Linked DNA regions of Homo sapiens: region 1 is linked to region 2. A link is a loop called in an ENCODE intact Hi-C map of the cell type or tissue named here. Cell type or tissue: MCF 10A. All regions are shown on one strand. Each heading gives the region's core, and the rest is flanking DNA. Links, peaks and the distances in the headings are about the cores only.

Region 1 (16,487 bases), core at 8,137-10,636, 130 kb after region 2:
GTAAAAACTCAGTAGATGCTAATCAATGGTTCTATTTTAGTCTACCATGTAAATAATAAAGAATTTCAAACTATTTTCTCTAAGTTATCTTCTGGCAAAACAGAATGGCTCATCTGATTTATATAGTGTAAACAATCACTGTAACAAAAACAGAGTTTACTAGTTCCTTTAATTGTTCTATTGTTTGGTGAAATTGATTTCAGTAACAGGACTATTTTTTTAAAACCCTGGGTTCAGCTGGGCTTGGTGGTTCACACTTGTAATCCCAGCATTTTGGGAGGCCGAGGCAGGCAGATCACCTGAGCTCAGGAGTTCGAGACCAGCCTGACCAACATGGGGAAACCCCGTCTCTACTAAAAATACAAAAAAAAAAAAAAAAAAAAATTAGCTGGGCGTGGTGGTGGGCACCTGTAATCCCAGCTAATCTGGAGCCTGAGGCAGAAGAATCGCTTGAACCTGGAGGCAGAGGTTGCAGTGAGCCAAGATTGTGCCATTGTACCCCAACCTGGGTTACAAGAGTGAAACTCCATCTCAAAACAAAATAAAAAAACCCTGGGTTCATAGAAGCATAATGCAATATCACAGTGGCTGGGGTTGGAATGGGGACCAGGTTGGAATGGGGATCGTTGCCAACTCTGCATGTTCCATTGTGCGCCAACATCATGTCTTCCATTGTGCTGCTGAAGTTCTACAAAAAACAAACAAACAAACAAACAAACAAAAAACAGAAGAGACAAAACCCTACTACACCAAAATCTGATCAAGTCAGTGGAATATTATCCAGCCCTAAAAATGAAGAAAATCCTGACACTTGTTCAATGTGAATGAATCCTGAGGACATCATGCTATGTGAAATAAGCCAGTCACAAATGGAAACACACTGTCTGATTCCATTTATATGAGGTACCTAGAGTAGTCCAGGTTACAGAGACAGAAAGTAGAAGAACAGGAAGCCAGCAAGCCTATAAAAGAACTCAAGAACACCACTAACCAACAAGACCTAATTTATATTTATGAAATAATTCACCCCAAACCAGAGGAGCACACGTTCTTTTCCAAGGCCCTTAGAACATACAGCAAGATGGGCCATGAAAATCCAAAGCAAATTTAAAATAATTACAATCATATGCAGTGAGTTCAACAAGGTTTCAGGATACAAGATCAACAGACAAAGATCAACTGTGTTTATGTATACTAGCAATACATACTTGAAAAGCAAAATTAAAAATATAATTCCTTTTACAGTTTCTTAATATGAATGAAATAGTCATAAATGTAAAAAAATTAACACAAGCTTTTATTCTGAAAACTACACAACATTGATAAAAAAAAAAAACCAAAGAAGATCTAGATAGAGAGAGATACTGTGTTCATGGATTAGAAGACAACATAGTAAAGACTTCAATTTATCTATTGACTAAATTGATGTATAGGCTTCATAAAATTTACATTAAAAACCAAGCAAGATTTTTTTTTGTAGAGACAAGATTATTCTGAAATTTGTTTGGAAAGGCAAAGTAACTAGAATAGCAAAAACAATGTTGAATACAAAGAATACATTTCAAAGGGTCACTCTACCTGAATTCAATACTTCTTAAATAGTGATAGTAACCTAAACTATGCAGTGCTGATGGAAGGATGGACACATAGATAAGGGAACAGAACAGAGAAAAGGAAATACCCCTAAGCATATGCCCAGGTAATTTTTGACTAAGATGTAAAAGCAGTTCAGTGGAGGAATCATTTTGGACAAATGTTACTGGAACAATTGGATTTCCATAGGCAAAAAGTAAACTTCAGCCTGAGCCTCACACTTTATGCAAAAATTAACTCAAAATAGAGCAAAGATTTAAATGTAAAAATAAAACTAAAATTTTTAGAAAGACACAATTCAAAATCTTCAAGATTAAGACTTGATGCAGAATTCTTAAACAAGACACCAAAAGCACAATCCATAAAGGGAAAAAATCTGTAAATTGGACTTCATCAAGATCAGAAAGGTTTGCTCTGCAAAAGACACTGTTAGGAGGATCAAAAGACAAGCTACAGACAGGGAAAAAATATTTGCAAATCACATGTCTGAGAAAGGACTCACATCTAGAATATGTAAAGGGCTCTCAGAACCCAACAGTAAAAATCAAACAATCCAATTAGAAAACGTGCAAAAGACATGAAGAGACATTTACTAAATAGAGTGTACATGGGGCAAAAAAGCACTTGAAAAGATTTCCGGCATCATTAGCTATTAAAGAAATGCAAATTAAGGCCACAATAGAAATCACTACATACGTATTACAACAAGTGAAATAAAACAGAATGGCAACACCAAATGCGGTCAAGGATGCAAAGAAACTAGATTTCTCACATATTGCTGTGCAATGTCAAGTGGTACAGCCACTCTGGAAAGGAGTTCGACAGTTTCTTAAGAAACTAAACGTATGCTTATTATATTTCCTAGCAATCGTACTCCTGGGCGGTTATCTCAGAGAAAAGATATCTTATGTCTACACAAAAATCTGCAATGGTTGTTTATAGCAACTTTGTTTGCAAGAGCTAAAAACACTAAAATTTCCGACAATAGGTGCATGATTAAACAAACTATGGTACGTCCATACCAGAGAATAATACAACAATAAGGAAAAATAAACTACTGACATGTGCAACAACTTGCATGGATGGCAAAGGAATTAGGGCGAGTAAAACAAGCCAATCTCAGAAGGTCACATACTATAAGATTTATAGAGCATTCTCGAAATGATCAAATTAAAGAGGTGGAGATGAGATCAGTAATTTTCAGGGTTGAGAGTTGGTGGGGGCTGGATGGCTTGACTTTAAAGGGGAAGCACAAAGGATGTCTTTGTGATGATGGAGCAGTTACGAATCTTGTCTGCGGTGGTGGTTACAGAAATCTACACATACCACCAATGACACAAAACTATTTGCACACCATGTCTGTACCAGTTTCCTGGCTTTGATATTGTAGGGTAGCTACATAAGATGTAGCCAACAGGGGGAACTGGGCAGAGGATTCATAGGATCTTTCTGTACTATTTTTGCAACTTCCTGCAAATGTATAGTTTTTCAAAATAAAAAGGTTAAAAAGAAACAAAAGTCAACATTATACTTAGTGGTGACATGCTGCAAAAAATCTCATTAGAATCAGGAATAAGGCAATTTTATTTGTTATCAACATCATCCTTCTAATTAATGCTGGAAGTCTGGCCAGTGTAGGGGAAGGAAGAATTATTATTAGAAAGAGACCTAATAATTCTTTGACATTTCTACAACTGTATACTTGTAATACCAAATGAATCTAAAAAAGTTAAATTAAGCAAAGTGATAGAAAGTTAAATAAATATAAAAATATTTTTCTCTACATTGTAATAATAGGCTGGAAATATTTATGGCAAAAATTACATTAATCAAAAGAAAGTGAGTGGTCTCACCTGAAGAAAAGACTTAGCTAATAAAAATGAAGAATGTGACTCTAGTAACATAAAGACAGTTTAAGAAATAAGAATGCATATTATTTTTCTTGATACTAAATTATTAGTGTAAATATAAGTCTTCCTCAAATTTTAGTGGAATAGTGATTTTGGAAAATTCAATGAATGATCCTAAAATAATCTGAAAAAATAAATAGTGAAAATGCCTTTTGAAGGTTTTATTGAGGTCTAATTTACGTGCCATAAAACTCTCTCATTTTAAGCGTGCAATACAATGATTTTTAGTAAATTTACAAAATTGTGCAACCATCACCATGATCTAGCTTTAGAATGTCTCCATCACAGCAAGTAAAAGTGTCATCCCCATATTCAGTCACTGTCTGATACCACCCCAGCCCTGGCAACTACTCATCTACTTTCTATCTTTGTAGATGTCCCTATTCAAAACGATTTGCATAAATGGAATCAGGCAACATGTGGCCTTTGTGTTTGGCTTCTTGTACTTAGCATACGATCTTAAGGGTTCATCCGTGTTGTAACGTGTGTGAAAACTTCATTCCTTTAGATTGCTGAATGATGCTCCATTCCGTAGATAGACTGCATCTTGTTTATTTATTCTACTTGAGTGGACAACTGGGTTGTTTCCATTTTTGGCAATTATGTGAAATGGATGTTTTCATACAGGTGGGAGGGAGGAAACAGCCGTAGGAAGGTTTACTCTCTTTAGATCAAGAATTTTATGCCTAAGAAAGTATCCTAAAGAAATGATCAGAAATGTGCTCAGAAATCGATGTACACAGGGAGTCATTGGAGCAAGTTTATGAGAGAAAATTAAGAACCTTCTGAATACCCAAGAATAGAGAAATGGGAAAAGAAACTGTGATATACTCATTAAAAATGTTGTGTAGCTATTAAAAATTATGCTTTCAAAGACTACTTCATACTGTATTAGAATTCTCACAACATAACATTAAATAAAAACAACATACAGTAGTATATACAGTGTGATACCACCTTCATACAATAAAATTGTATTCATATTTACCTCGATTTTTCTTTTGGATCAACTATACTAAACATACAAATACATTTTCTAGAATACAACTATGGTTATTTCTTGGAGGAAGAACTGTGGATGGTTTCCACCTTCTTTATATTTTTCTGTATTTTCCAAATTTTGCACAAAAAAACACGTGTTGCCTTTATGATAGAAATAAAATAGGCTGGGAGCGGTGGCTCACGCCTGTAATCCCAGCACTTTGGGAGGCCGAGACGGGTGGATCACGAGATCAGGAGATCGAGACCATCCTGGCTAACACGGTGAAACCCCGTCTCTACTAAAAATACAAAAAATTACCCAGGCGTGGTGGCGGGCGCCTGTAGTCCCAGCTACTCGGGAGGCTGAGGCAGGAGAATGGCGTGAACCCGGGAGGCGGAGCTTGCAGTGAGCCGAGATCGCGCCACCACACTCCAGCCTGGGCGACAGAGCGAGACTCCGTCTCAAAAAAAAAAAAAAAAAAAAAAAAAAAAAAAAAGAAATAAAAGATTATTGTGGGTACAAAGAGAAATATTCATTTTGCAAGTTCTTTTTAAGGTATGTATGCTTTCCCACCGCCCCTCCCCACAACTTGTTGGAAAATTACAAAAGAAAACGAAATATCCCTAAACCCTGACACATAAAGAAAGGTTTAAAGCATGAATATAATGAAGGGGCCAGCTAAGCTGAATGAAAGGCTGACCAGAATGATTAGGAATAAGAAGGTAGGAAGGAGGGACTGATCTCAGTGTGTCTGCGGGTTATACCTGGGGGTACTGTGTTATCCCTTGCGGTGTGTGTGTGTGTGTGTGTGTGTATTTGTGGCTGAGCCTTCCTTCTTTGCTGTTCCTTACACGCTTTCCTTCCTTGCGTCCCTCCCTGGTTTTACGCTATCCATGTGGATGGAGATTCTTGCTGCTGGCCTGCGTTTCTTTGGAGTTTGTTTTCAAGGCCCTTCCCGCACACACTGGTGCCTCTCCTTTCTATTTGCCGGTGACGTGAGCGTTGGAAACACACCAGGCACTGGTTTCCATGGGGAAGAGCTGACTTCCTCTATGGATCTTCGTTAGTTCGCAGAGGCTGCTGTTCTGCGCAATTCGAGTGCTGACCACACGCCATCAGAGTGAGCACCGGCTCAGTCCTTCCCTAAGCTGGTCATATTTAACAAGTCCAGAGCACATCGCTTAACCAGGTCCCCCAGCTTGCACATCATAGGAACCCCAATAATTTAAGAGGAGGGGTAGGAGAAGCATGCAGAGAGTGGGCTAAGATCGACACGGGCCCAGGTCGCCTAGCCCAGAAAGCAGCCAGTGGCCTCTCTGATTTTTTCTGCAGAAAACCAGGGTCTGGCCCTGAGAAGACTGCGGGTGACTGTCAGGGCAGGACACCATGATGTGGGATGAGCCCTGTACCATGTCCACTCTCTGAACAGAGGCTCCTGGCAGCCGAACCCACAGCGTCCTGCCTGTGTGCTGAGACTCCAGTATGTGGCCTGACCTTCAGCCAAGGTAGGGGTGCATGACTCCCACTAAGGGCATCTTTGATTATTTTACGTAGCCACCAACCATGAGGCCGAGCAGAGTCAGAGCTTGATCTAGGAGCCGTGGAGGTGCGTGTGGGAGCTTGGGGGAATCTTCTAGAAAGGAAGTGAGGGAGAATTCCCCTGGGATTTGCTGCCCCTGAGGAAACCGGCCCTGCGGGACTCATCCCGGGAAGCCCACAGTGTCTCCCCTCCGCCTCCCTCACTACTTTTTCCATCTTTAGGGCCTGTGCCACGCAGGCGTTGACGTTAGGATGCAAAGTGTCTGATTGGAGGGTTTTCCTGTAGCTGCAGTAACAACGGAAATACATTCTGAAAAATCAGTTTTAATAAAGCCCAGGCACTGACCCCAGGCACGTAAGTATTTATATTATTGACTTCTGTATGAGGTGATTTTTTAGGAGAGAAAAAAACTCTGTCTGCTCTTGTCTTGAGACCTGAGGAAAAAAATAACAAAAATTAGAGAAACTGGAGATAAAAACGCGGTGAGTGGAATAACGCCAATGCCCCTGGGAGGCTCGCCTGCCGCGCTCATTCCGCATCTCATCCGTTCTGCAAGTGTGATAGCTCTTTCCTGTTTGATGGTGTCATTACGTAGACGCTACACATTCGATTCCATTTACAAGTCAATGGTGTGAGATTTTATGACAATTCTTTTTTAGTGAGTCGATTCTGTACGATCCTACTCAGTTAAGAAAAAATATATGAAAAGAATTCCTAAATAGTTGCCTTTTGGACCTCTCCCCAGAAAGTCTCAACCCACTGGGCATTTTTTACTGCAGGACTTTGGCCTTCTGTTCATGGGAAATGGCCAGAAACCAGGTCCAGGTAGCCTTGCTTTTGAGGTAACAATATTTCATAAATGTAAAGGCTGGAGCTTGCCAGGACAAACATTCTGGATATCACGTAGAGGAACTTTGGATCCAATTCTGAAACCAAAAGGAGAAGTGAGAAGCCTGGAAGAAAGTCTGGGGGTGGGATACTCACTAAACCCAGGATGTGGCTCCCTCTGAGGCAGGGACAAAGGGTCTTACCAAGGTGTTTAGATACTTCTAACAGATGGACCCAGATATGGGGACTGTAGGTCTCCATGGTGAAAGAGGCATGAGGCAGCTGTTAGAGGTTGAATCATGTCCCTTCCCTAAATCCATAGGCTGAAGTCCTGACTCCCAGGATCTCTGAATGTGACTCTATTTGGAGACAGCGTCTTTAGAGAAGTCAGTTAAGTTAAAATGAGGTCATTAGGGTGGGTCCTAATCCCATGTGACTGATGTCCTTTTAAGAAGAGATTTGACTTTGGGAGGCCGAGGCGGGCAGATCATGAGGTCAGGAAATCGAGACCATCCTGGCTAACATGATGAAACCCCGTTTCTACTAAAAATACAAAAAAATTAGCCAGGCGTGGTGGCGGGGGCCTGTAGTCCCAGCTACTTGGGAGGCTGAGGCAGGAGAATGGCATGAACCCGGGAGGCAGAGCTTACTGTGAACAGAGATTGCGCCACTGCACCCCAGCATGGGCGACAGAGCGAGACTCTGTCTCAGAAAAAAAAAAAAAAAAAAAGAAGAAGAGATTTGAACACAAACATGCACAGAGGGAAGAGGATTTGAGGAGACACAGGGAGAAGGTGGCCACGCACAAGCTAGGGAGTGAGGCTGGGGGCAGATCGCTGCCTCAGAGCCTCGAAGGAAGAAACCCTGCAGCACCTTGATCTCAGGATTCTGGCCTCCAGAGCTGTGAGACATTGCACTTCTGTTGTTTAAGGTCCTGGCTTGTGTACTGTGTTATGGCAGCCCTAGCAAAAATCATAGAGTGAGGAGGGAGATGTCTCTTCGGAAGCAGCATGACATCTGAAAACTGGGCTTTGAAGACAAGGCAGGGCTTTGCTAAGGTGAGAATGTTCACGGGAGGAGGCAGAGAGTGTGAAGGCAGGCAGGGGAAAGGCTGTGCGGACATTGGTTTGACTGGAGATGTGCAAGAATGTTTTGGGTGTAGTCTGAGCTGTAGCGGGGCACTCAGTAGCCACCCAGCAAGCATTGATCGGGCACCTGCCCTGTGCTTTGCAGCGGGAGCAGACACGAAAAAGATGAGCTTTGCTAAGTTTACACTCTCAGGAAAGGCAGGCATGGGAGGGGGTGCGAATTCAGAGTGGTAGGAGCAGCGGCTGTGAATCTTCAGAGAAGGGCGTGGAAGATTCCACCTCGAAGATGGGACAGGTGACCAGAAAAGGTGGTTGCTGGAGGGCTCCAGGAATGGACAGGGATGGATGGGGAATGGTGGGGAAATAGGAGTCCAGAGAGAAGGAAGGATGAGAATGAAGGCAGGAGTGCTTGGAAAGAGGAATTTCCAAGCATGGCAGAGTAGATGGGCACCCAGGAATGAGGATGGGAAAGGAAGGTGAAGATCCCAGAAAGAGGACCCCAGGGTCTAGGCACGAGGACACAGGATTCACAGAGTTTAAAGTTCTAATGATGGCCAATTTCCATAGTGTTTTCATTTCTTTTCATTGACAACAGTGGCCCCAACTTTATTTTTGTGACATTTAGGTACATTTTAGAATGGAAAGAAAATTAAATCAAATGAATTCGCTCATTGTTTTTCACTCATAGGAAAAAAATCATAATTTCCACAAAACTGGAATTTAAAACAGATTTTTTTTTACAGGACTTGGAGTTTCAGTAGAACATTGACATATTTCTCTAATGAAAGATTACAATATTGTTACTTGTGCCAGAAAATATTTATTAAATGAAAGAAGTGAGCACATTATAGAAGTCACATAGTTCTATGTTTCCATGACTAACAAGTTGTTTTACTGATTTACAACTTAGTGGTTATGGTTTTCCATGCTTTTTCTAGCCATTTAGCTTTTTTCATTTCCTTTCCTTGGGTCTTTTATCTTTGGGTAGTGGAAATTAAACTAACACGCTGTCAAAATTCCCATCATGGAGGCATTTGGGTGCAACGGACAAATTGTTGTTAAAATGTTGTATATTTAGGCGTGGAATATGATCCTTAGAATGGATCATTAATTACATTTATGTTGCTATGTCCTCGATTCTTGTGGGACATTTTATATTTGGTACATTTGCCCCTTTAGGCATGTTTCTCACTCAACCCTGCCTCTCCCACCCCCCAGGTGGAGACAGCCTCTGTGCCGGAGGTCAGAGCAGTGGCCCTGGAAATCTGTGCACATCCTTAGCTGAGAGCCTATGAGGCCACAGCTGTGACTGGGGAGCTCGGGAATAAACTTCCTGGGGCTGAAAAATAGGACGCTTGGCAGCCGAGTTCCTCAGTCTCCAAATCCCAGTTCCATCCCTTCTTGAGTAACGGTTCTCCTGGCGCACAGTCTTCCAGGATTACAGCTTTGGGACATCCCTTGAAGGGAGTAGTGAAGCCTCCTAGGGACACATTTGCCCTTCAAATCACCACCTTTCTCTACTGAGTTATCTGGCGCTGATCTCACAAAGGGCAGAGATTGCCACATGCATGGGTGTCCTGGGTTGAATCATGTCTCGCCGCAAATTCCTGTCCACCTAGAACTTCAGAATGGGATCTGATTTGAAAACAGTCTTTGCAGAGGTGGGGACATCCTGGGTTAGGGTAGGTCCTTACTCCAGTGACTCATGTCCTTTTAAGAAAAGCAGACACAAAGACAGACAGAAGATGGCTATGCGAAGATGGAGACAGGAACTGGAGTAATGTGGCCACAAGCCAAGCTCCTGGGGCCACCAGAAGCTGGAAGAGGCAAGGAAGTTTTCTCCGCTAGAGTCTTTGGAGGGAGCAAGGCCTTGCTGATACAATGACTTTGGACTTCTGGCTTCCAGAATTGTACAAATGTGGTAATTTGTATGGCAGGCCTAGGAAAGCAATGAATGGGGCTGGTGATTTTCCTTGTTTCCAGCAGCCATTGTCTGCTTTTTGGTGTGGCATCTTGTGCCCAGTGCCAACCGCAGAGTTTAGTGTGTGCCAAGCCCTTCCCCAATGCACTAGGGGTGAGTAACAACAGCAACTCCCTGATTCCACCCCAAACCACCCAGTTCTGTGACCCCCTCCCCTCAGTCTCCCCCACTGGCTATTAAGTACCTTAATCAGAGAATTGAGCCATGTCAGACTAGAGAGATACCGATTGCACAAGGATAGAACACACTCTCAATTTCTCACTTATCAATTATCAACACCACACAGCCATCCCTACCCTTCCCCACATAACAATGGTCAGTTTATGCAACTTTCTGTTTCTGGTTTTTTCAATAGAGATAGGAAAATGCCTGGGTTCCATTCTGGGCTATGCTGTTTATAAACATTTTGTTTGCATGAGTTACCTTATCGTCTGTGCTTCCATACCCACAGCTGTAAATGGATTAAAAATAACAGTGCTGACTCCACAGTTCTACTAGGACAAAATACATGAATACACATGAAACCCTCAGAAGAATGCTTGGCACATAACAAATGCTCAATAAACATTAGGTTTCATCCTTGAAAATTTCAAGATTGTCCTTCCTCGAACTCTCTGTGGGCCTCTGGTTCTATCCTGATCACCCTCTGACAAACAAGGCTGAAAGGTATTTGTCTCTGTATTAACAAGGCCATGTCATACTTGCTGGCAGCATTACGAAAACTTCTTGGTGGATCTGGACAAGGGTTTGGCCACCCTGAATAATGAGCAATGGTTAGTCGTAGTGCCCACCTACTGCGTGTCGGGCATGACTCAGTTTCCTGTCCTGTCCTCCACTCCCAGATTTTCCTCCTGGCCAAACACTTTGGCTAAAATGAACTTGCCTCCTGCAACCAGTTCCTGGAAGGACTAACTGGCTCTGTTTGGAATGAGCTGGCCTGCATAGCAGTGTGGACAAGCTCCCAGATGTAATCATACAACAGTCTGGTTAGAGGGAAAGCTAATCAGAGGCCCACCTCTCATGTACCTGAGAGTCCTGACCCACCGTGGCAGCACCTCTAGCACTAGTCTGGGAAACAGTCCCCAGGGGTGTGGCCATGCAGTTAGAAGACAGAGCCAGCTGCCCTCCATAGCTAAGGCAGCCCACTAGTGCAATGCCCAGCCATGCTGTTGTTGAAACCTGAGCAGCTGTTTGATGAAATCTCGCCCTGCTGGTTCAGCAAGGCTCACCTCTAGGTGCAAACCTTGTGGTGAAGTTGGCTGCACCTGAAGCTCTTTATGGCCATGGGATAGGAATCCCCTCCTTGGGCAGGTCTTTAGGGAGTGTCTGACCTAGAAAGGGCTGTTCCTGCTGGGCAGCCTATTCCTGGAGCTCTGTCTTGCAAAATCACATTAGTGACCACAGGGAGATATAAGGAACTCGGTGGCTCAAGACGAACAGCCCACCAGTCCAAAGGGTGTGGACTGTGAATATAGCAAAAGACAAACAAACAAAAACCATGATGGTTTTAAGAAAGATAGATTGGGATTGGATCCAAACCCCGGGACCAGTACTTTGCCTCTTTGAGCCTTGATTTCCTTATCCATTAAGTTGGAGATGATGATATGTTTCTGCAGTGATGGAGAGGAAAGAGCTCAGTGTAAGACCCAGCACATGGAAAGCAATCTGAGACACTCTGCATCTCTCCTCCTCTATTTCTTCTCAATGCTGATGCCACCACTTCAACCGAGGCCACTTACCACCCATGGGCGCTTGGGGCTGCCTCTTACTTTCTTCCAAAGTGACAGTTTTACCTGATAGTTAGCAAGTGAGAGGTTAAACACCTCCCTACCTTCTGAGAGGAAACAGAAAAGAAGCAGAGTAGAGCTCAGGATAAGGTTCCGGGGCCAGAGGCTTTGCCTCTGTCCCCACAGCAATGAGCAGTTACTCTTGTCTCTAAGCCTCAGAGACATTTCATCTGTGAAACAGAGAGAATAATAGTATTATGTTCTAGGTGGGTTTCACAATTATTTTTGGTAACAGATACAGGGGACGAGCACAGTATCCGCCACATAGTAACTGGTCACAAAAGTAGGCAAAGATAATGATGATAAAACATGGGCCATTACTCTCACCTACCAACTCCCCAAATGTCTACTCCCAATCTGAACCTAAAGTACAGATGGAGAATTCTAGTATAAAAACTAAAACTCAACTCATGGGCCCTTCTGCTCTGCCTGCTGGGGCCTCTGCCTGTACCTGGAGAAATCTGCAGCAGAAGCTGCACCTCTGTAGTGATGATAGAGATCTCAGTGTGCACGCAGTTATGGGGCGATCTTGCTGTCCCTGACCCTGGGACTCTGAGTTCTCACACTTTTACATCTGCAGAAAGTCTGCAGCTTTCTGAGCAATGCAAGGGTGTTGCAAACTTGTAAAGGGTATGTAGCTCTGTAGGCTGCTGTTTTGACCCTAAAATGTCCACAAACTCTTAGATCTTTGTGTCCTATAAACCACTTATTACTCTGTTCTCATATTGCTATAAAGAACTACTTGAGAAGGGCAATTGATAAAGAAAAGAGGTTTAATTGGCTCATAGTTCCACACGCTGTACAGGAAGCATGGCTGGGGAGGCCTCAGGAAGCTTATAATCATGGCGGAAGGTAAAGAGGAAGCAGGCAGATCCTCATGTCTGGAGCAGGAGGAAGGAGAAGAGGGAGGTGCTACAAACTCTTTAACAACCAGATCTCATGAGAAATCACTTACTATCATGAGAACAGCAAGGAGTAAATCTGCCCTCATGATCCAATCACCTCCCACCAGGCCCCTCCTCCAATGTTGGGGATTACAATTCAACATGAGATTTGGGCAGGAATACAAATGCAGACCATATCGCCAGGTATCCCATGAACAGAGATCAGAGCTTGGTGCCTAGCCAGGCAGAATCCCCCTCTATTCACACCACCCAGGCCTTCAGGACCAGTGGGCTTGCTTCTGCATGTTTTTGCTATGTTGGGCTTCCTGGTGTCAGGATGGGCTCTGACACAGAACTTTTCCTTATAGCAAATCCAGGAGCTTTTGTCAAGTCCTTTGTTGGAGTGTCAGGCATGTTGATAATATCCACAATTTCTGCATAGTAATTTCTAATAATATCCTTAATGTGTTAGGCATTTCTACTGCTTTATCTCTCACTTCTTGGAGTTAAGCACCCTCCCTATAGAGCTTCAGAAAGAAAGTCAGTCTTTTCAATGTCATTCCCACAGTCAAGGAAGCCTTCTGCAACCTGAAGTTGATTTCATGTGAAAACCACCTTCGCATGGCCTCTGACAGAGCCTCTTCAAGGAGGGAAACTGCAGCAGACCTTTGTTACTTTTTACTTCACATCTTGGGTTACCCCATAGCACCAGCACCCAAATTTGGAAACCAATACTTATCCTTTTATTTGAAATAAAGTGTATTATACAGCTGAAAACTGGGTTGGGGACAGGGGTGTCACCTAGACTGAGGTAATCTGGTATATAGATGGTCCCTGACTTAACAATGGTTTGACTTACAATTTTTCCTCTTTATGATGGCCTGAAAGTGATTCTCATTCAATAGAAATAATTTGATTACCCATATGACCATTCTGTTTTTCACTTTTAGTACAGTATTCAATAAATTACAGTATTTGATAAATAAATAATTTCAATAAATTAAAGTATTCAACACTTTATTATAAAATGGGGTTTATGTTAGATAATTTTCTCCATTCTGGGCTATTGTGTTTTGACCATGCTTAAGGTAGGTTAGGCTAAGCTATGATGTTTGGTAGTTTAGGTGTATTCGATTCATTTTTGACTTATAATATTTTCAACTTATGGTGGGTTTATCAGGACATAACCCCATTCTAAGTCAAGGAGTATTTTTATTCTGTTTCTTTCTCCACAGTAACTGGATTCCAGATGGCTCCATGAACCAAGTTAGATCATGAAAGTCAACGAAAATCATTTCAAGGACTTCAGTAGGAGCTGTGCAGGAAGAAAAAAAAATCCAAGTTTTTCACAGGACTGGGTGCTTAAATATACGTGGAGGGAGGAAGTAGATGAATTCTTATCCAATTATTGATTAGCTGAGATTTATTTTCATCATGTAAGGATGACACAAAGTCCAGGAAGAATTATTGCTGCCCTCTTACAAGATCAAAACCTTAGATACTTGCTTTAAAAGTCTGTTTTCATGCTGCTGATAAAGACATACCCGAGACTGGGCAATTTACAAAGGAAATAAGTTTAATGGAGAATTCACAGTTCCACATGGCTGGGGAAGCCTCACAATCATGGCAGAAAGCAAGGAGGAGCAAGTCACATCTTACGTGGATGGCAGCAGGCAAACAGCTTGTGTAAGGAAACTTCTGTTTTAAAAACCATCAGATTTCATGAGACTTATTCACTATCATGAGAAAAGCATGGGAAAGACCTGCCCTCATGATTTAATTACTTCCCACTAGGTCCCTCCCACATGTGGGAATTCAAGATAAGATTTGGGTGGGGACAGAGCCAAACCATATCAATCCCCCCGGCCCCTCCCAAATCTCATGTCCTCATATTTCAAAACCAATCATGCCTCCCCAACAGTCCCCCCAAATTTTAACTCATTCCAGCATTAACTCAAAGGTCCACAGTCCAAAGTCTCATCTGAGACAAGACAAGTGCCTTCCACCTATGAGCCTGTAAAATCAAAAGCAAGTTAGTTGCTTCCTAGATATAATGGGGATACAGGTATTGGGTAAATACAGCCAATGTTTAAAATGTCAGCAACTGTGCCACACATCTTATATCTAAAGCTAACTGGGTCCCATGCTAAGTTTTGAGATCTTTGTGTTCAATTAACTGTGCTTGGCAACTTCTTAGTTGAGTAAAGTATGACAAATCTTAGCAGAACAAAATAATATAAGGAAATATATCATTAATAAGTCTACCACAAATAAACCCTTTTACAGATTTGTCTATCTGTAACCAGACTCTGACTTAGTTGATTTGTAATAATGCTTTTTTTCTTTCATAAGCCTGAATGTGATATAAAAACACTGAAGAAGTGAAAAATGAAAAATGTAGATTTTTCTCTATACTCCTGCTACATCTGTATGTTTTGGGAATACCCAGATAGACTAAGATTTTCATTTTCCTTTCAGATAATATTGCAAGTGGTTTGTTTAATCCCATATTGTACAAAAGTTTACATTTAGTTTGCAGCCCCAAATTAAACATTTTTTACTTTTTTTTGCATTTAAAAACACAAATAAGATAACTTAATTATAAATTAAATAACTTAATTTTTAAAGAGCCATTCTGTTTGAGTATGCAACTTAGCATAGGTCAAGCTGAATTTTTCCTCTTCATTGCTCCAAATGTTGATATTTTCAGAATAGATTGGGTAGCATATACATGAGAATAAATTTCTTAAGCATATAAAGGTCAATGTCATGAGAACAAAAATTGTCTACCCCACATACTGCCGGGACTGCCTGGACACTGAGGACAAAGCCACCCCTTTCTGTTTACATTACTGTGACTTTGCTATTTTCACAGCTTCATTGTCCCTTCTTTACCTTTGCAGGACTGTTCCTCCCACACAAATGGTATGATTACTCATAACAGGAACTTCCTTAAAATCCACTAACTCTTCAATGTACCGCATCATTTGGAGTCCTGAGATGCTTTCAGTCTTTTACCTCAAAATCCTCACCTTGTGATTCCCACAAATTCATGGCTATTGTATTGGGATTCTTATCCAATCTTCACCAATTTCCTGTGGCGAAAGGCCTGCTTTAAGCCAAATTTTCACCTCTCAACAAATTCTGAACTTATTTTCCTATTTCTAACATCCAAAGCTTTGCGGAGTTGGTGCCTTCCTTTACTGCAGTAAATAATGAATTCAGCCTTGTCTTATAAACAGGTCATGTTGGTCCTTTTTGGGTGTTGGTCCATATTTAGTATAGAGGTTCACTTTTTCAGATGTCCAGAGAGCCCCTCAGAGCTGGCTCCCTGACTGCCTCCCAGCCTCGTGTGCCTGGCCTGCTGGCCTCCTTGTGCTAGCAATGTGAGCCACTCAGCTTCCCTGGGACACCATGTTCTTCAATATCTCCACATCTCTGCCCATGCTGTTTCCTCTGCATACCCAGGAGTCTTCATTTATGCTTAAGTTCCAGAAAAAGCATCATTTCCCTTATGAGAACTTCGCTGATCGACTCCACCCTCAGACAGAGGTAATCATTTCCTTTTCTTTCCCACTGCTATTTTGTGCCCATGTATTTGCTATCAGATGAATACAAAACTCACTCTCACACTGTATTGTAATTACACATTTTCCTGTCCTTGAAGTACTTGAGATCTGAGTGTGTGTGTGTGTGTGTGTGTGTGTGTGTTTTAATATCTGTGTCCTTAATAGCAGGTACAGGAAGGCCACTTGGATAAGTGATTTAAGAGAAAGCAAAAACAAAAGAAATAAATGCATAAATGGAGAAACCAAGAGAAGTAGAGGCAAACAAAAGGAAAAGAGGGAATATGATTTGCCTAAAATCCAGTTTCTCCAACATTCATTGACTCAT
Region 2 (16,487 bases), core at 6,033-8,532:
TTTGATTTTTTAGACCTTAGCCACTCTTGGGGAAAAAAAAATGCCCAACTCTATCTCCCATTAGCCTTCCATGTGAAGAAGAAAAATACCCAACGAACTCACTCACCATCCTGTCTCACATGGCCAGGAGGTGGGGGGCTACTAAGAAACACTTGTGAAGTTTACAGTCTAGAGACCTAAGCTGGCTAAAAGACTGAGACTTAATCATAGGACTATAGAATACTTCACCTCCCCCCCACACCTTACCACCACATTACTAAAGGCTTATTTATTTACCATAGATCCTTTTAATTAGAACATCATGTCTGGCTATCAAGAAAAAAAATTACAAGGCATACTAAAAGGCAGAAAAATACAGTTTGAAGAGACAAAGCAAGCATCAGAGCCCAATTCAGATAAGGCAGGGATGTTGGAATTATTAAAGCAGGCATTTAAAACAACTATGACTAATATGATAAGGGATGTGATAGATAAAGCAGACAGCATGCAAGAGCAGATGGGAAATGTAAACAGAGAGACAGAAATTCTAAAAATGAAATACCAGAGGTCAAAAAACACTATAACAGAAATGAAGAATGCTTTTGATGGGCTCATTAGTAGACTGAACATGGCTGAAGGAAACAATGTTTGAGCTTGAAAATGTCAACAGAAACTTCCAAAATGAGAGAGTGAGAGAGGAGGCAGTTAGAAGCCAGCTAGGTGGATATAGAGGGAGGGTCTCTGGAGAGGAAAAACACTCACAGGACCACATCTGCACCTCCCCTGCAGCTAGAAGAAAGAAATGTGGTAAAGAGCTTCCCCTAACGCCAGGATGTTTGCTCAGAAGGGACGGTCTCAACCCAGGTGCGGGTGCAATAAATCAACTTAAATATCCTTAACCTAGCTCATTATAATATCATTAACAAGAAATTAGCATTGTAGTTTTAGCCCTGCTGCGGGTTTCACTTAGGCACTCATGGGTAGTAACCAAGACAGAGTAGCTACGACCAACCCCAGGCATGTGCAGAGGCAACTTTACCCCTCCCCTTAGGGTAGAACCCACAGGAGCCTTCCTTGTCTTTGCCACATAAAAGATCGAGAACTTGCCTCATTTCTGGCAACCCTCTTCAGGTCTCCTCTCATTGCTGAGAGCTTTTCTGTTGCTTAATAAAACCCTGCTCTGCCTTAGCCACTCTCCAGTGTCTGTGTGCCTTATTCTTCTTGGTCGTGGGACAAGAACTCACACTTAGCTGAACTAAGGAACAAGAAAACTGCAACAGTAGCAAAGAGAAAAAAAGACTGGGAAAGAATTAGAGCACAATGTCCGGGAACTGTGTGGGCAACTACAGAAGAAGTAGCATGTGTGTAATGGAAATACCAGAAGCAGAAGAAAGAGAGAAAGAAACAGAAGAAATACTTGAAGAAATTCAACGCAGAATCTTCCTAAATTAATGTCAGAGAGGAAACCACAGATTCAGAAAGTTCAGAGAAGACAAAGCAGGCTAAATGCTCCCAAAAACTACACCTAAATATACCATATTCAAACTGCAGAAAATCAAAAGTGAATAACAAATCTTGTAAGAAGCTGGAGGAAAAAGGCACCTTAGTAAAGATAAGAAATACTTTCAGCAGTACCCTAATACCAAAAGCAGACAAAGACATTATAAGAAAATAAAACAGACATTATAAGAAAAGACATTATAAGAAAATAAAACAGACCAATATATGTTCTGAACATAGATACAAAAATCCTCAGTAAAATATTTGCAAAGCAAATCCAACAATATATAGAAAGAATTACACACCACAACCAAGTGGGGTTTATCCCAGGTAGAAAGGCTTGTTCAGCATTTGAAAATCAACCAATTTAATCCGTCACATCAATAGGCTATAAAAGCAAAATCACATGATCATATTAGTAGATGCCAAAAAGCTATTTGACAAAATCCAACACTCATGATAAAAAAGAAAGAAACCTCTCAGCAAACTAGAAATAGAAGGAAACTTTCTCACCTTGATAAAGAACATCTACAGAAAACCTACAGAGAACATACTTAATGGTGAGAAACGTACTTAACGGTGAGAAAATTTCACACTAAGATCAGGAACAAGGCAAGGATGTTCCCTCTCACTACTTTTTTCTTTTTCTTTTTTTTTTTTTTAAAGATGGAGTCTTGCTCTTGTTGCCCAGGCTGGAGTGCAATGGCGTGATTTTAGCTCACTGTAACCTCCAGCTCCTGGGTTCAAGCGATTCTCTTGCCTCAGCCTCCCAAGTAGCTGAGATTACAGGTGCCCGCCACCATGCCCAACTAATTTTTGTATTTTTAGTAGAGACGAGGTTTCACTATGTTGGCCAGGCTGGTCTCAAACTCCTGACCTCAGGTGATCCACCCGCCTCAGCTTCCAAAAGTTCTGGGATTACAGGCATAAGCCACGGCACCCAGCCGTCTTTTTAAGTATCATTCTGAGAGTTGTAGCTAATGCAAAAAGACAAAAATAAAAAAGGAAATAAAAGTTCTACTGATTGGGAAGAAAGAAAGAAGAACTATCTTGTTTGCAAACAACATGATTATCTATGCAGAAAATCCAAAGGAATCAACAACAACAACAAAACTCTTGGAACTAATAAGCAATTATACAGCAAGTTTGTAGGATACAAGGTTAACAAGAAAGTTGATCACTCTCCTATATGTCAGCAATGAACAACTGGAATTTGAAATTAAAAACATGGTACCATTTACATCACCACCCCTCAAAATAAAATGCTTATGTATAAACCTAATGAACTATGTGCTAGATCTTTATGAAGAAAACTACAAAACTCTGATGAAAGAAATCAAAGAAGAACTAAATAAATGGAGAGATATTTCATGTTATTGGATAGGAATACTCAATAATGTCAAAATGTCAGTTCTTCCTAATTTGATCTTTAGATTCAATGTAATCCGAATCAAAATTCTGCAAGTTATTTTGTGAATGTTGACACAAACTGATTCTGAAATTTTTATGGTTACTGTATGTCGTATCATAATTTGAAGTCAGGTAACATGATGCCTCCAGCTTTGTTATTCATGCTTAGTATTGCCTTGGCTATTGGAGCTTTGAGCTCTTTTTTTGGTTCTATATGTATTTTAAAATAGTTTTTTTTTCTAATTTTGTGAAGAATTTCATTGTTAGTTTGATAGGAATAGTACTGAATATTTAAATTGCTTTGGGCAGGATCACCATGATAGCAATATTGATTCTTCCTGTTTATGAGCATGGATATCCATTTGTTTGTGTCATCTCCAATTTCTTTGAGCAGTGTTTGTAATTTTTTTTTTTTTTTTTTTGGTAAAGATCTTTCACCTCCCTGGTTAGCTGTATTCCTAGGTATTTTATTCTTTCTGTGGATTGTGAATGGGATTGCATTCTTGATTTGGCTCTCAGCTTGGAGGTTGTTGGTGTGTAGAAATGCCATTGATTTTTGTACATTAATTTTGTATCCTGAAAATTTGTTGAAGTTGTTTATCAGACCGAGGAGCTTTTGGACAGAGGTTGTGGGTTTTCTAGGTATAGAATCATATTGCCTGCAAAAAGAGATAATTTGACTTCCTCTCTTCCTGTTTGGATGCCTTTTATTTTTTTCTCTTGCCTGATTGCTCTGGCTAGGACTTCCAGTACTATGGTGAATAGGAGTGGTGAGAGGGGGCATCCTTGTCTTGTTCCGGTTTTCGAGGATGATACTTCTGGCTTCTGTCCCTTCAGCATGATGTTGGCTGTTGGCTGTCATAGATGGCTCTTATTATTTTGAGGTATGTTCCTTCAATGCCTAGTTTGTTGAGGGTTTTTAACATGAAGGGATGCTGAATTTTATTGAAAGCCTTTCCTATATCTGTTGAATGATCATGTGTTTTTGTTTTTAGTTCTGTTTATATAATGAATCATATTTATTGATTTGTGTATGTTGAACCAACTTTGCACCCCAGAGATAAAGCCTACTTGATCATGGTGTATTAGCTTTTTGATGTGCTACTGGATTCAGTTTGCTGTATTTTGTTGAGGATTTCTGCATCTATGTTTATCAAATACATTGGCTTGAAGTCTTCTTTTATTTCTATGTCCTACCAGGTTTTGGTATCAAGATGATGCTGGCCTCATAGAATGAGTTAGGAAGGAGTCCCTCCTCCTCAATTTTGGAAGAATATTCCATACTTATCGATAGGAGAAACCAATATTTTTTAAATGGCCATACTGTTTAAAAGAAATGTACAGATTCAATGCGATTCCTATCAAACTAACAATGACATTCTTCACAAAATTAGAAAAAAAGCTAGTTTAAAATACATATGGAATCAAAAAAGAACTTGAATAGCCAAGGCAGTCCTAAGAATAAAAAATAAAGCTGGAGGCATCATGTTGCCCAACTTCAAACCATACTACAAGGCTACAGTAACCATAAAAAATTTAGAATCATTTGTCCAACCCCATAGAACGTATAAGAGTGAACTCTAATGTAAACCATGGACTTTGCATGACAATGATGTGTCAATGTACATTCATTGACTATGACAAATATACCGCTCCAGTTTGGGATGCTGACTAGGGGCAGCCTATGTATATGCAGGAGGAGTGGGTATACACAAAATCTCTCTACATTCTGTTCAATGTTCAGTGTTGCTGTGGTAGCATGTGGTGATGTCCCATATGTGAATCTCCCTTCAGAATCCTGATGAAGTCGGAAGTTGATTCCACTCCTGCTGGGGGTCCATTTCTCCCATAACCTGAACAAAGAGAGCTTGAGCAAGGAATTAAGCTGAAACACCTGGGCTTGTAGCAATGAACCTATTCTTCCTTTATTTCTTCTATACATCCTTTCTCGTAATACATCCACTTAGATGTATTTTTTTTCGGTTATCTCTTCTATTTAGTCAGCCATTTCCCTGACTTCAGCCCACTGGAAATCATTCCTATACAATTAATGACGATATATTTTAGCCATATAAATGAAATCACATTTTTGTTTTGTTTTTCTTTTTGTCTGGGGATATTAAAATATCCCCAGTCGACTATTCAATAGTCGACTGAAGCATCAGAAATCAATTTGCATTAGTCAGGATACTGTGAGAGTGTTTGGGTATAGCTGTTGACAAAATTTATGTCAAATAGCAAGATAGGAATTATGATACCTGCATTTATTTCTGTTCCAGTCATTATTGAATAGTGATATGACAAATATGCTGCCGAACTTTTCCTACAACTGATAATAACCCAAGTAGCTAATGATATCAAAAGTGCCCACTAGCATTCATAGCTTATAGACGTGGGGTTCCAGGCTCATTCTCTTCTGATAATGGGATAGGTAAAGAATAGATCAAGAGGCCAAGTTAGATAATTTTAAGGAGCATTTGGTTTACATGTGGTTGAAGTACACAACCAGGTTAAAATCCTGATAACAACAACAATAGTAACATCCAGAACAATAATGGATGTAACAAAAAAAATTATGACCTGAGCCAGACATTCCTTTCCCTGTGGTACATCATGTAATTCTCACATTCTCAAAGGTCTGTGTCTAGGCAGGAACCAATGTGGCTGGGCTCCATTCATTCCCAGTAACGCAGACACCCCTGCAGGGAGTGGGACCTCGCACAGTGATAGATCCTGGGGTGCTGGGTGATGGATCTATTACTTTGGTACAATCTAAGTGATTGATTTTAAGTTAGATTGATTTAGATTGATTCCCACGGTCTTCACCCCCACCCCGCCCCCCAACAAGCTTTTTTTTTTCTTGTCACTGTTGGGTTTCATTATTACTATTTGATATTTTAATGTTTGAAGTCATCATGGAACCTACAGTCTTGTGGGGCAAGAGTGACCAGTATGTAAACAAATGCATAAGACAAGGTTAATGACAAGAGTGACACTGAAGCCGGACACATTTCTCCACAGCCTACTCTTGCTCTCCCAACAGCTACTTCTGTGTTTGGATCAAGGCAAACAAGAGAAGTATCTTTGAAGACTTTTCTTTAATGTAGTATGGGCTGTAACTCTCTTTGCCTCTGCCTTCTCTGTCTTTTTTTTTGTTAGTTTTGTGATAACATTTATTGTGTGTGACTTTGATGCTGTCTCCAGAAAAATGTGCCAAAATTTATGGCTTGCTAGTGATGTCTCTGTTCTCTATCTTGTTTTGAATTTGGTGGGATATTGGGCGAAAAGGGTAAAAAATGAGTGCACTTACTCTGCTATTTTGATCCAGATGGGGTACATCCATCTTTGCATTCTTATCAATTTTTCCCCCTTAGGATCAATTACTAAAAATGGAATTTCCAGGTCAAAGGGATGAGCTCTCTAAAAGTGTTTGATACATATTGCTAAAATGTTCTCCATAAAGGTTATATCAATTTATTTTCTCGAGGTATGATGTGGTATGAAGTATGATTTCTTACACTTCTGCATCAACGCCGTGTGTTCTCTTAAAAAGGGTTTTCACCAAACTCTTACGTAAATATCTCGTTATTATCTGCATTTATTTCATTGTTTGTGAAATTGATCACATGTAACATATTTTAAAATCATTTATAAATGTCCTTTTCATATTATTTGCACATTAAAAAATTATGGCTTAGTGGACTAAAATAAAAATTGTATTGTCACAAAATGTTTTTCTGGGTTTGAAGTTCACTCTTAAAGTTTCTTTGGATGGATTATTTTGTCATTCATTTATTTAAAAGTACTTATTGGTCTCCTTCTGAATGGAAGCAGAATGCTAAGATGCCCCCAGCATCCCCACCCTCTAGACAGGTTCTGGATAATCGTCTCCCCTGGAGTGTGGGTGGAGCTTGTCACCCTCACATAATTTTGCTCCCGTAAATATTTTATGGCAAAGTGAAGGGCTTTTGCAGATGTATTTAAGGTTCTTAATTAGTTGACTCAGTCTGGGTTGGCCTGACATAATCAGGTAAATCCTTTAAAAGAGAGCTCAGGCCTTCCCTGAAGAGAGATTCTAAGTAATAGATTCTCCTGCGGCCTTGAAGAAGCAAACAGCCGTGTTTGAATTGTCTGCAGAGAGGGACACGTAGTGAGGACCTGAGAGAGACTCCTGGGAAGCGAGGGGTTCCTAGATGACAGCTGGTAAGAAAATGGGGGCCTTGGCTAGACGACAGGGATGTGAATTCTGCCAACCATCTGCGGGAACTTAGAAGTGGGTCTTTTTTCTAGTGCAGCTTCAGGATGAGGATCAGCCAGGCAACACCAAGATTTCAGCCTGGGGAAATGCTGAGCGGAGGCCCTAAGTGGAATGCATCAAATTCATGACTCACAAAAATCGTGAGATAGTAAATTTTTGTTCTTTTAAGGCATTCAGTCTGTGGTAATGTGTTACTCAGCAGTGGAAAATGAACACACCCTGTATGACAAGCACCAGTGGTACTCCCCGACTTGAAAGAGATGCGTCTCATCGGAGCCATGGCCTTTACGGCTTTGGCTTTGATGTCATGTTTGAAGACACTTTGTCCTCACTCCAAACTTTTGTAATTATTTACCCCATAATTTATTATTATTTTTATAGTTTCACTTTTACATGAATATCTTAAAATTCAACTGGAACTTATTTTCCTTGAAGGTATAAGACATCTAACGTTTTTTTTCCCTTTGCAATTAGTCTGTTGTCTGAAGAACATTTTTTGAATAAACCACCTACTCCTCATTGATTTGGCAAGTATCTTGGTTTAGAAGTACAGTCACTTATTTCTAGTAAGATATTATTTATGAAATACCAATTTGGGCCATGGGTTAAGAACGGTTTAGTGCTGATTACTTCATTATTATAAATTATGACCCAAGAGACAATGCAAGGAGCATAAAGATATAGTCATATTATCCCTTGCATTTGACATCTTGCTTTTTTTGTCCAGGTAACCATATATTTGAAATGGTTTTGTATGAACCAACTAACTAAAATAAAACACTTTTAACCATTGGCTAAAGTGATTTCAATTGTATAGGTTGCTTACATTTTCTAAAAAAGACGTTTTCCTTCAAATCAACAGCAAGAATGATTAAAACCTGGTGTATATTTTTAATAATGTGTGACTAGACTATAAATTCTTTGAGGACAAGGACTATGTCTGAATCATGCATTTGTTTCTAGTATCTAGTACAACCATGTTTAATAGTATTAGCTTAATAATTTCTAAATGACTGAATTATTTTAGCTATACTAATGCTGCTATGAATTTTATAGTGCTGGTGTATGCATTATTTTCTGTTAATCAGTGATGGTAAGAATGCAACCAAGTAAAACAGTCAATTTGGACTTTAATCATTAAAAATAAATACATTTGTTTAAAATTAAATTTAAGCATTCTTGTACAAAATAATTCTTAGAGCTCTTTAAGATAGTCTTTGATACTTTTTGTTTTGTCAATGAGTAGATCTCACCGTTGTCTAGCATATCAAACTCACCTTCCTTACCTTACGTGGCTCTAATTCTTTCCTACATTGCTTATCATTATCTCTATCCCCTTTCTTTGTCTCTGTCTGTCTTTAATCAATCTAGTCTTCAGTATTGTCTTGGTGGGAAAATTCTCCGAAATATTATCCTGAAAACTTTTAGAATCAAGAGATTTTACAATGTACACTCTGTAAACAAAAACAGTATGATGAATTATATATTCTGAATACCAATGGGCTGACATTTCCAAAACAAATATTAAAATATTAATGGAGCTGTGTTTTGTGTCTTCCTCTATATCAAATGCAATTGTGTTTTTGTTGGACACTACTCTTTATTTTCCTGCGCAAGTCATCTTTTATCTTTGCAGGGCTGAATATGAGTCTAAAGGTGTCCACTTGCTTATTAATGAGGAAAATGTACTGAGAAAGAGGAAGAAGCATTCAAAATTTTGGGAATGTTTTGTGGTTTGTGGTGGGGCATGATGCTGGTGAGGAGGAGCGACCAAAGGAATGAGCATTCGTTGAAGATGCCTTCAGATGGCTTATGATTTTACTTTCTTTTTTATCTGTGCCAAATAAATACGTGTATTATTTATGGGGAAAAGTGGGAAAATGGGGACAGGTTCAAAAATATGTTCGATTACTTACTTTGCTTTTTTTTGTAAGCACAAAAGTCATTAAGTAGGCTGGCATTGGTTGTTGTGGAATATTGGCCCTACAAGTAAGTGGGATGGTTTAGAATACACATTAGTAATAAACCTAGGTTTGTTACAGTCAGCATTTCTCAAGCCTGTTTGACCACAGACCATATATTTTTCAACACATCTGTTAGTATTCTCTGGGTCCAGTGTTCCAGGATATATAACTTCCTGGAATGCAGGTATACAGCAGACCTGCACCAAACTCAGAGTCCATCCCTGATAATGCAGTTTCCCTTGTGTGTGCACAGCGTATACAGACATGTACACACCTCTCACGAGGAGAGTTTGGAGTCCTGTTTTAAATACTTCTTAGTAAATAATTTTCTCTGGCTTTTATTTTTGAAATATTTCCACAAATGTCCTTATATTTGCAAAATTGTCCTCGACAGACATCCTCACTCTATTTGATCACCCCTTTTTCACCCTGTTGTGGGAGAAAGGATCCCCCACTCTAAACAGTAGGAGATGGCTGGACACATGACACCCAAGACCCGATGGGGAAAATTAAACAGAAGTTTATTAATTAAACCTACTCAGGGCCCCAGGAGAAGACATTGCACACAACACAGGGCCACGCAGGGACTGCACTCAACAGCAGAGACTCCAGCAGAACAAGCAGGGGCTTTGTAGTAACAAGAGGTGGGGTGCCCCCTGGTTTCCGTGGGGAGGTGGGATTGTGTGCAGAACTCTGTGCACTGGCAGGGAAGTGAAACCTGTTAGTTCAGTGGGGGGACCAGTGGGGTGGGGCTCTTTCAGTTGACAGGGGAATTAGTTGGATGGGGTCTTTCTCATTGTGTGGGGGCCTTTCTGGCCAGAGCAGGGATGCTCATGGTTAAGCTTCTGGGGCCCCAGGAGGCTTAGAGATGCCAGGGCAGCACATGAATTCTAGGCCTTCCAACGCCACCTCCTGCAAGTGCCTCAAGGTCTGTGTTTGGTGTGTTCTGGGTGCGGCTGGGCAGCTCGCCTCTCCTTATCCATGGCAGATGCCTCTGACCCATGGCGTCAGCTTCTCTCCGTATCAGATCTCAGTGTCGATTCACTTGGTATTCAAAGCCAGATTGATTTTTATCCAACATAGCATTCTGGTACTCCCCTGGTGTGGCTCCTTGCTATTGCAATTGATGGTGGCTATTATACTTGATTCATTACATGCCATTGATCTTCGAAATTTTGATTAATGACAGGGAAACCTAAAAAGTTCAGAGTTTGGCTTTGGTTCAAATGAGCACCCGGAAGTTCAAATGCTTAATTCAAACTAAGACTCTTGGATAAGTAAATGTGGTTATGCAAAATTAGTCTGAAAAATCTCCTGGAAACAGTCCCTCTCTTGGAAATTTCTGGTATTTCCTTCTACTTAGGCCATGGACCATAAATACTATGAAGACTTTTTCTTTCTTTTGTTCTGCTCACTTACTGCTGGCCATAGCCCAGGTTCTTAGGTTTTTGGGAATAGGTAGCAAATCATGGGGAGAGTTCAGGGTGGCATTGTTAGATCACCAGCAGTGCATGCATTTCCCATGCACCTGGGCATACAGAGACACAAGCCCATCAGGTCCCAGGGTTCAGAGTAGAGATACCTGTTTTTCCCTGGAAAACTGACTTCTTTTTCAGATCCATGAGAGCATGCTAATACCATGTGAATAAACAAGTGTCACCTAGACAAAGCAACGAGTTGACAAATGACAGTGGGAGAAATTCCCTCCAAAACGTACAGTTAACTCTTCTCAGCTCTCCTTGCTTAATTCAGCCAGGCAGCCCTGAGTAACAGAGGGTCTGAGGGCTGCACTAAAGGCCGGTGGAGATGCTAGCTCTCAGGTCCACAGGGAAAGACTCTCCAGAGAAAGGGCTCTTGAATGAGGACATTCGAGGACCTTACCTACTCCAACCTTACCTCCCAATACAGTCCCTCTAAATTCAGTCTGAGGGTTCACTTGGCATGCTGACAGTTTTGGGAGGTACCAGGCTAGATATGGCAGAATACAGTTCCATGAGGCTCATCCGGAACTGATGCCAATCTATGGTTTGTTTCTAGTCAGTGACTCATTTCAATTTCTTTGAGAACACAATGTATAAAACAATGTGTTCATTATAATGAGAGATTCTATTTGGATTTGGATTATCCTGAGAATATTTAGAAAAACCAAATTAAAACTTCTGACATTGGATGTGTGCATGTGTTTTAGGTAAGTTGCAGATCCCAGGAAACATTAAAATAAGCACTGAGCATCAACTCTGCAGCTCAGAATTCTGGGAGAGATTTCGCTCAGGTCTTCACTCTGGGCGGACAGCTCATCTGGATGTTAATGATGGCTTGTTCACACCTGGACATAGCATAAGAGACCTGCTAATTATTCATGCTGTCCCAAATTACAAAACTATTGTAAGTAAAACAAAACCCAAAGCCTCCAGTGTCTGAAGAGTGAAAAAGGAGACCCCATTCGAACAGCACACATTATTATGGTATTTATAATATTGTTACATAATAACCAAGTTAGGGTTCAAATTTTTAATTAAACAATAAAACATAGTAACTTTGGATTTTAGTTACATGTTCTTTTAGTAGAAAAGACACAAATGTATTACTCCACTATCAATTCGTAAATTGATTGACTAGAGAGTTATTATGAAAGACCAGTAGAAAATTTTGTTACATTGACTTTATTTAATAACTTAGTTTTAATAGTTTTGAATTTAAAAGTTAATGTTTAAAAGCCATATATTTCTAGTTTATTATTTTTATAAGCATAACGATTTAGAATTTTCTTTCTCAATATATATTATATGTTTATTTTGTATGAAAGTATAATAATTTTTAAGTATAAGGGCTTCGGAAGTTAACACACGGGCAAGCACCTAAATAGAGATTTCCATGCTACTTATTCGGTGGGTTCTGTTCAATTATGTTGATATCATTTTGATTAATTTATTAGACTTTTCCTTTTTCTTAGGTCTTTCCATGGTAGAATTTATTTCAGTAAGTGGATTCTTACTAGATTGACATGTAGCCATTTTTTACACAAAATTCTGCCCTATCAGGTGCTAATATGGAACGTGGATAGTAAATATTAATGTTTTCTAAAACTCTCATCTCTGTCTCTCTACATCTGAACCTTTAAGATGCATTGGTGTCAGTGGAGGAATTGTGTGACCTTACTTGCTTTCGTTTAGAACGCTTGTTTCCCTACCTAACACGACTCACAGTGGCCTTGTGATTAGCACTTGCATGTGTATCTGCAGTGAGTTCAGGCAGGTCCCCTGGTGCTCAGGAAAGCTTGCTTTGCCTTGCACCCATGCAGGGGTCTCGCTTCAGCCAATTGCCCTTTGGCCCTGCCTTTCTTGCTGACTTTTCCGGGTACTGACCTGGCAAGCAGTGGACGTCCAGGCAGGAAAGAAGCTGCGAGAAAAACACACAGGAAGGAGCCCTCTGGGTGGAGGCAATGTCACCAAATACGAGTAGCCCCTTTAAAATGGAAAATGTGGTTTCTCCAATGTAACTTTCAGAGTAAAATTTAAACGTGAAGAAATAGATGGCTTAGATAGCAACTACATCCTTGTTTCCAAGCTATTCCCTGGAAGTACCGATGGCTTTTAAAAAAGTATATTTTTATTTTTGCCTCTGAAAAGCCACTTCTTATTCCGGCAGTGCATAAAAGTCACAGATTACATTTGGAAAAGAAAAATGAAATTTGAAAAAGAGGTTTTTTTTAAGCTGTCACAGCCAAATAGAGGCCACATGCGTTTACACAAGGGAGTGAATCATTTTATTTTCACAAACACAATTACTATTTTTGTTTGTTTGAGATGGAGTCTTACTCTGTTACCCAGGCTGGAGTGCAGTGGCACAATCTCGGCTCACTGCAACCTCCACCTCCTGGGTTCAAGCGATTCTCCTGCCTCAGCCTCCTGAGTAGCTGGGATTACAGGCGCCCGTGACCACGCCTGACTAATTTTTGTATTTTGAGTAGAGACAGGGTTTCACCATGTCGGCCAGGCTGGTCTCAAACTCCTGACTTCAGATGATCTGCCTGCCTTGGCCTCCCTAAGTGCTGGGATTACAGGCATGAGCCACCACACCCGGCCCACAATTACTATTTTGAAAACAGCATCGTGTAGACCACCATTGCACTAAATCAAGTGACACTCCTGAAATACATGATGGGTGAGTCTGTAGCAGCTTTGTTTGTGCAATGCTGCGTTAAAAGAGCTGTAGCTCACACAGTGAGCTTTTTATATTCTCCTGGAGGGTCTCTAAAGAGAGGAAAAATAGAATTGATCAAGAATTTGGTGTCTAAATATTTTAACTCTTTGTAGAAGCCAACGTAGTATGAATATTCTTAACTTTGGTAATTCGGTAAAAACATTTGGTAATAGTTTCCAGGAAACTTAAAGTGTTTTCAGAAAACGTAGATGCCAGTAATGGGGAATTGATTAGATAGCTGAGGAGCCACACTCAAGAAATGGTTCTAGGTGCCACGAAAGCCATAATTTTACAGATGATTTACAGCCTAAGAAGCAGGAAGATGGTATACCGGATGACTTCAGCTCCTTTCAACCATGACTGTGGGAGGGAATTCAGCAGAAAAGGCTTCCAGGGGCAGAAAGCAGGCATGGAAAGGCTGAGCCTCTCCCTCCTCCCAGCTCTCCTTTCCTCTCCACCCCTTCGACGCCCCACCTCCCACCTGATGCACCGTTGAAATGTACGTCTGTTTTGACACTTCTGGAGTCATTGCTACAACTTTAACCCTGACTGTCATTCCAAAGCTCAAAAAATGTGTTTATCCACTGATTCTGGGTTGAGACTGTGAGTTTGGATTAACAGCAATAGGAGATGAATGAGCGACATCTCTAAACCTCACAGCACCCTAAGGCGCTCCATGTATTCATATTTCTAATGACCAGTGTATATGTGGTTTTGTCTAATAAAATACTTACCTATATCTTTCCATAAACAGCTGTTTTGCTTCTAAAAAGGTGTGGTAGAAATGAAAAACCCAGCTCCCCTTGACGGGATGGCTGGCCTAGTGTAAAGCAGTCCCTGGCTAGCTTAGTCTCTGAGCAATGGGTCTCCATTAGTGTTTTCTGTGATTCTAAGGATTTGGCTCATGCTGTGTGTTTCTTAACTGACATTAGTCACATCTACCCTTACACAGTGAGTCTGTTTTATGTAATTTCACATTAAAAATTCAGGGTGCTAGAAGGAATTGTCTTGGTTTGGTTTCCTGATCATCATGGATTCTCCCAGAATTTCTCCTCTCCCTTTCAACTACTATATAAAAGTTTCTTTTTCCAGCATCAGTGTGACAGTGAACTCTGCCACAGAATGATTTGCATAGGAATTATTACACTCAAACCTTGAAACAAAGCTGAGGGAGCTTAAAATATCACTTCCAGTACCTGCTATCACATGTATATAATTAAAAACCAAACATTTCTTTTTTTCATATCACTGATAGAACAAAACAACATAGTGTAGATCCAGTTTGTTAGAAACCGCAGAAGATGGTCACACACCATTGCATTAAGCCTTTGTCCTGCTAAGAAAACTTTATATATAATAAATATAAAGTATAAAAGACAACCTGGGTTAAAGAAACAAATCCAGGAGCTGTTTTCCAAAGTCATCTGGGCCATATTCCTGCAGACAGGAGGGTCTCCCTCTCAAGCTGGTATTTCTGTCTCCAAGGAAGAAATGCCCCTCCACATATTTGAGAGTGCATTTAGGTGCAATAACCTGGACTAGATAGCCCTTGGATGAAGGATAATGGAATTGTTTTGTATGATCTGAATTTAGAAAAAGGACCACATACCTCATCTTTAATAAGAAGAAAAGCAACGATAGGTTTAGTTTTGTACTACAACGTAACAGAAAGATCTTCTAACAATGTCCTGCGGCTTTCTGGTTTCTCCAAGCAGGAAGTGTTGTCTGGGAATGAGAGCTACTCTGGACATTGCATTTGACTCATTTAGGCTGCTACCCACTTAAAGCATCTTTCTAATCAAAGCAGAGTCTGGGATTAAAGGGACTAAAAAAGCCATCAGTCCACCTGACTCAGTGTCTGAATCCACAGAAAAATTTGCCAAGTTTAGATACTAGAGCAGAGATTGTTTATACATTACAAGTTGTCTGAATTGATAAGTTATAAAGGAATTAGTAAGATGTAAACAACTTCACTCAGGTTCCCCCTCCCACCTCACTGAATACGTAGTGAAGATTGAATCGTCGTAAGTTGTCTCAAGAATAGATTTCATTACAATGTGAATTTGAATGGTGTGACTGATTTATGGTACTGCTGATTTAGAGCTTTTTTATATTGCTCGGGTGGTCCGTCTGGCTAGCTTTCAAATTCAAAGTTTTATCTTTACTTTGGTTTGTGTGAGCTACTTTATTCCTGGAACATCAAAGGTAACATTTTAATCAAAAATAAAGGAAAACAGTATCATGTGATTTCTATACAAATAAAAAAAAGAAAGAAAGGCATATTCATCAACATAAAAGTCAATACTAAGAGAAAACTGGAACTTCCTAGCATTCACGCATTTTAAGAGAAAAAGAGAAGACTTTTAGAAAGAAAAGCTTTATGAAATAAACATACTTGAGAATATTAAAGAAACAAAGCTTTACCAATGAGCTAGGAAAAATTTAAGATTATAAATAAAATATATTTTGTGAAACTGAGATTAAGAAAGTAGAATGTGACTTTATTCACTTTTCTAGGTCTTTCAAATACTAAGCAAATTTTATTTCTATATTCATTCATATAAGGTCAATATTAAATTATATTCTATTTTCAATTCATTTATGAGTGTGTGAGTGTGTTTCGTGGGTAAAATGTGGTATTGCCAATATTGAACTCATGTAATTCCTTTAGTGGTTTTGGAAGTTTGGGACGGATAAAGTAATTGCTACTTTAAAATTGAATTTAAAACTTAAATTTGCTTGAATTTAAAATTGCTTGGTGCAGTGTCTTCCTTTAGAAATGGCTTTCTAACTAGAGTTGTTGTCATCCAAAAAAGAAGGTGCGCAATGCCATATTCGAGTGTTTGAGGCTGCAGAAATTCACAAAATATTGGCCTGAGGTTTGAATTAATAAGACCAGTGAACACATTTTTAATCACATTATTTGCCTGACCTTGGGTAACAGATTCCTAAAAACATAGCCTTAATGTTAAGTTTGTTTCTACTTGGGGGAATAGAAAAAAAAAGTTAGCATTTACACTTTTTATGAAAAATCCAATGTAAATCATTTTGAAACAAAAAGTGGGATAAAGACTTACAGTTAAATGAGGCGATGCTTGCATAACATTTCATAAATGTCACGTCTTTATTCTCATGAATGACCTTCTAATCAATAGGTTTACAGTTCTGACCAG

The links. Peaks named below come from ENCODE experiments on the same cell type or tissue, not always from the same donor. Only the 100,000 strongest peaks of a DNase experiment are listed, where the experiment ranks them.
Region 1: a loop joins it to region 2, with 5 times the contacts of the local background. A loop is called at or near these places in 3 of 110 quality-filtered maps.

What each region holds. Positions count from the first base shown.
Region 1 is chr18:75,615,453-75,631,939 of GRCh38, forward strand. No RefSeq gene overlaps it. Among named protein-coding and RNA genes, the nearest start is that of LINC01898, 89 kb to the right of the region's middle. RefSeq lists an enhancer at 9,890-11,089. In MCF 10A, for the core only: no CTCF peak of the experiment used is centred there; a DNase peak (open chromatin) is centred at 9,589.
Region 2 is chr18:75,482,674-75,499,160 of GRCh38, forward strand. No RefSeq gene overlaps it. Among named protein-coding and RNA genes, the nearest start is that of SMIM21, 63 kb to the left of the region's middle. RefSeq lists an enhancer at 6,742-7,941. In MCF 10A, for the core only: no CTCF peak of the experiment used is centred there; a DNase peak (open chromatin) is centred at 7,318.